2 separate regions of the Homo sapiens genome follow, and region 2 is linked to region 1. Evidence: chromatin contacts called from ENCODE Hi-C or POLR2A ChIA-PET data. All regions are on one chromosome and are shown on one strand. Each heading gives the region's core, a stretch centred on a gene start or an enhancer-like site at or near the end of the contact. The rest is flanking DNA. Distances are from core to core; before and after follow the strand shown. Region 1 overlaps PRKCB (protein kinase C beta). Region 2 overlaps TNRC6A (trinucleotide repeat containing adaptor 6A).

Evidence for each region. Hi-C counts contacts between places; a loop is a spot of excess contacts on that map. ChIA-PET counts read pairs that join two places held with the same protein, here RNA polymerase II (POLR2A). Pooled maps may share reads with other maps.
Region 2: a pooled map shows a loop between it and region 1 (6-fold over the local background). The contact joins two enhancer-like sites. A Hi-C loop is called at or near these places in 4 of 37 single-sample maps with no recorded cell type and 6 of 50 pooled maps. POLR2A ChIA-PET finds 5 or more read pairs at or near these places in 2 of 52 experiments (activated CD4-positive, alpha-beta T cell and activated T-cell).

The regions. Positions count from the first base shown.
Region 1 is chr16:23,842,038-23,844,561 of GRCh38, reverse strand. The region is part of intron 2 of PRKCB (protein kinase C beta); the gene reads right to left. Among named protein-coding and RNA genes, the nearest start is that of PRKCB, 7.3 kb to the right of the region's middle. RefSeq lists an enhancer at 2,345-2,394. Within about 2 kb of position 1,266, at least 3 of the 41 ENCODE cell types and tissues checked have a DNase peak (open chromatin) inside an H3K27ac peak, as active enhancers do.
Region 2 is chr16:24,747,171-24,749,694 of GRCh38, reverse strand. All of the region lies in intron 2 of TNRC6A (trinucleotide repeat containing adaptor 6A), which reads right to left. Among named protein-coding and RNA genes, the nearest start is that of TNRC6A, 19 kb to the right of the region's middle. Within about 2 kb of position 1,259, at least 11 of the 41 ENCODE cell types and tissues checked have a DNase peak (open chromatin) inside an H3K27ac peak, as active enhancers do.

The DNA of each region.
Region 1 (2,524 bases), core at 17-2,516:
GCACTCCAGCCTGGGCGACAGAGCAAGACTCCGTCTCAAAAAAAAGAACTTTTAGAAGGAGAATGGAGTGAAGGGATGGATGCATGGATGGACAAATAGATAAACAGAAAAACGGATGATGAATAGAGAGGTGGGTGGATAAATGGAGGGATGGATGGATGAATAAATGAATGTATGTGGTGAATAGACAAATTTCCTACTGGATTTTCAAGCAGCCATCACACCTCCAAATGCCATATGTAAACACTGTGGATGTTGTATTCTCTGTAAAAAGGCTAACATTCTATCTATGGAATTTCACACAATTTCAATGAAGAGATTGGATGAATGAAGTCAAAGAATTCATGTTATTAGAGCAAATGCCAGAACATAAGGGACTTACCTTTGAAGGCGTCAGAGACAAACTTTTCAGCAGATCCCCCTATCTACCCAAGAATTAATTGAACTGCAGAGTTAAAAGGCCAGACCATATATTTTAAATTATACTTAGTAATTTAATGACCTGTATCTGAAAAGTAGCAAAAGAAGATGCGTATTGTGAAAATTATAACATATTGATCTACTTACATATATGTGTGTGTATACACGTGTGTGTGTGTGCATGTGTGATGGAAACAAAGAGACAGAGACAGAAGGATAAGCAGAGACAGAGAGAAGAGAGACCCCAACAGTACAAATGTGTATAAAATTATTTTCAAACCTTCAGTTAATCTTTTGACCAATTGCCTTCTTCTGTATCTTCTATTTTTTTTTTTTTTTTTTTTTTTTTTTGGCCTAGATACACTATAAACATGCTGCATCTGGTTGTGGGCAGTATCTCTGGAGTATCATTAGTGCTTGGAAATAATATATTTTTTAAAAATTATATCCTAAGAATCTATATATCATATCAGCTAGATTTTCAAAGGTCATATTTTCCATATTTACTTAGAAAGGCATTCTGTTGCCCAGTGACAAAGCTTCAGACTCCTCCTGAGTGCTCTACAGTGAAAAATGAATTCGTTGTTGCCTCTCCAACAAATCAGCCCTCCTTTTTAAGACTCAATGTTAACCCACTCAAAGATTCTTATTTCGATTGGGACATTGAGCCTGAAATCCCCCGTCAGGTGGTAAAAAAAAGAAAAAAGCCAAATCATCAAACACGAAGTCAAAAAGCCTCTGCCTTTTATTCACAGAGAAGCCCGCAGGACACATTTAGAATAAGCTAAAAGGTGAGTGGAGTTTGGCTCACAGGTCTCTGGGGTCTGCTTCTGGGAAGAAAGAGAAGTGAAACAATAGAAGTAACCTCTAAACTTGCAGCCTGACTTGGTGATTTTTTGAAAAAATGGACCTCTTTATGATTTTACTAAGAAAATTCAACCTGAAGTGCATGGGGCCATATTATAAGTTTCTAGGGAACACTGCCCAAAATAAAATTAACTTTTGATTCATTTTTTGTTATATAAATACACATATGCTATGCTAATCTACACATGTTAATTACCCACTAAAATAAACTTTATATTTGATAGGGTGAATATTGATAAAAACAAGAATGGTTGGATTCATGTCATGATTTGGGGTTTTTTAAGAATAATTTCAACTACAAGATTTAAAAACCTGTTTTCTAATCTACATGGGAAAAAGAAGAGCTGACTTACTCATTATCATCAATTCTAGCTTTCCATAGAAAATAAAATTAACCTTTTTTGTGATATAAAAAAGTGCAAACTTTTCTAGTCTACATGTGTTAATTACACACTAAAATAAACTTTGATTTGATAGGATTGATATTGATGAAAACAACAATAGTTGGAGTCATGTCAGACTTTGGGGTTTTTTAAGAATAATTTCAATTAGAAGATTTAAAAACATGTTTTCTAATCTACATGGGAAAAGGAAGAGCCAACTTACTCATTATAATCATCAATTCTAGCTTTTCATAGAAAATTTGTACACTGGGGTTTTTCTAGAGAGTCCATGGCAAGTTCAGATCTTTCTCAGAAGAAAAGACAATGCTAACCAGGCATGGGTTTCTGGGCCCAGACACTGAACTGAGCACTCACTGGTGTTACCCAATACCCAGGAAGAAATATACCCAAGAAGAGAAACTATCTAAGTACATGAAAGAGGCCTAGTCATTTAACAAGTTCCAGAATGAACTCCGTCCCACTTTGACACAGTTTCCTACAGCTAATCAAGTAATACTGATGGTCTCACTTAGAGTCATTGATACTTGCTGTGGCTATTTCTCATGCACCACCTCATTATTCTTCACCATAACCCTATGAGTTAGGTGCTATTATCCCCATTTTACAGATGAGGAGACCAAAGTTGCTGCTGGGGGACGACTTGCCCAAGGTCACACAGGGAGTAAGCGGCTCCATCAGAGATACATACCCAATTCTACTGGACTCCAACTCATTGCTAAGAATTCTGAATCTCTATATTTTATTGCCTCTCTATTTCTACCAAAGTCACTTCCTTTACAAAAACAACAAACACTTTGGGAGGCCAAAGCAGAATGAGACTCCTGGCTTGAGGC
Region 2 (2,524 bases), core at 10-2,509, 910 kb before region 1:
TTCTATTCAAAGCAAATGAATAAGCAAAAGCAAAAGCCACCCCACCCAAGAATAAACATAAGAGCAGTCTGAAATAGATGTTTTAGGCACCATCCTTTCTGGTGGAGCTCTAGAGAGGGTTCCAGAAGACCAGAGCAAGAGAGCATGAAGCAAAAAGACTGCCTAAGGAATAGAAAAGCCATAGCTACTCAACCCCACCCACTTCCCATCCAGATGCCTACACAGCCACAGATAGTAGCTGCTTCTAAATGCAGCCTCAAGCCAAAGAAATACTCTCTAAAGAAACAAAACCTTCCACAGGAGTCTGATAGGTGCTTGAATGGGTTTGGTTGTCCCAGAACAAAGCCCATCTTACTGGAGGCTGCTGCCACTCCCTCCATCACACTGTAAAGTAAAGCTTGCCAATCAACACCCTTCACACAGATCAGCCTTCCCATTCAGGGAAGGAGTCTACTGGGCAAAAAAAACCTTTGCAAAGGCGGAAGAAACTCACTCCGGCTACCTGTAGTCATCACCCTAAAGTCTAGACCCTAAACCTTCATTCATAATACCAACAACCAAAATAACCAGTTACCCAAAGAAAAGCATCACACAAAATGAAAATACCTAACTCTGCCCTGAGGAAGCTTTCCAGAGGGGACACTAAGAATATCAGGCAGGGGCGTGGTGGCGGGCACCTGTAGTCCCAGCTACTCGGGAGGCTGAGGCAGGAGAATGGCGTGAAACTGGGAGGTGGAGCTTGCAGTGAGCTGAGATGGCACCACTGCATTCCAGCCTGGGCGACAGAGCAAGACTCTGTTTCAAAAAAAAGGAATATCAGGCAGAAAAAGAGAGATTTGGAGATATGAACTAGACATTTTGGAAGCTGCACATTATTTATCAAGGCTGGAATGCATATGGCAGTAGGGATGTTGAAGAAGATAAAAGGAGAAAGACAAGTGCCTAAGAAACTGGAAGGGGTTGTTGCTATAGGTGCGCTGCAATGAGATTAAACAAAATTTAAGTTGGCTTTGCTGATGGAACAGACTGAGAGGAGATGCAGACACCGAAAAATGAAATGAATGACATTATGCACAATTGATAAAAACTTAGTAAAGTATAGGACTACTAAAATCAGCTAAAAGGATAACTGGAAGAAGAGTATGATAACTGTTGCTATACTTCGCTGTCATTTTGTTACAAGCAGAAGTGTCATGTGGCTAATGGAGTAACATAACAGATTCCTGCCAACTGTGGCCATGACTCACTCTCTTTTGAATTCTGTGTGCAGGAGGTAGTAAGACTGAACAAGCTCACTCACACTACAATCCCAGGGAAGTCAAGGAGCAAGAAAGCCACAGCATATGAGAGCAGCAGAGTAAAATCAGTAAACAACGGCAACTAGGTTACACCACTGTCATGTTACCTACCCTGAGACATGCAGAAGTCAAGATTAAAAGCTGATTACTAGTTAAAAATACTTAATCTTCTTCAGCCTCTGTTTCTTCATGAAAAAACTGGGGGCAAATGACCATACATGTCAATGTCTTAATATTTTTATAAGAATTAGGACTGCTTACTTAGCACAAAGCTTATCTAGTAAGCACTCAATTGCCTAGCCATGAATCCAACTCACCAGTCCTCAGTGGCACCCAAAAGGCTGTCTTTACCCTTCTTGTGTCAAAATAGCACAGGTACTTATTCAGAAACATCTAGCACCTTCAGCATTTGTTCTTCATGTTCTGCTGTGAATTACAGACATGTCCTTTTCTGATCTTCTATGTCACTATAATTTTACTCCATGTAATGGTCTCTATCTGGAGTATTTTCTCCTTTCTCAAACTTCATTTTCAAGACTTTCTGATGAGGTTACTAGCAAGTGTTTTCCTGGCCAAAAATATCCCCTTTAGTACTTAAAAGATGTACCAGACATTTCTTCTCAAGGAAATATCACAGTATCAGCCGATACTGTAAGCACAGAGGGGAGTAAGTTTTGTTCTTCAACACTATCATCACAGCCAACCAGTCATGCTTTTTCCCATATCTCCTCCTTCAGAGAAAGCCAACTGGAAAAACAACAACAACACCTGTGCCCAAACACGTCAGCTTCCAGGAGTTAAATGTTCATAGAGACTCACTTAAGACATCTGACTATATCATTTACCACAACTATCAAGAGGAGCAAGGACTGATGGATTTGAAAGGCCTAAGTGGGCCACCCTGTTTGATGCACCTGCCACCAAGACAACACTCCAGTTAGCAATCATCCATGCCCTGAAGGCTACTTTGCAGGATACCTCACATCTGTAAGTTCTATGAATCTACCTCGTTGTCTGTAAAAACCAGACTCCCCTTTTATCAGAACTTGACTTATGTCCTGCATCTCATGTATAAAGGCTTTGAGGTGGCCTGTAAAAGTCAATGCCACTGAGGGAACTTTCTAGGAAAATGGAAATGTTTTCTAACTTGATTGGAGTGATAATTACAAGGGTGTATACATTTGTCAAATCATTCACCTACACACTCAATGTTTGAATTTTACTGT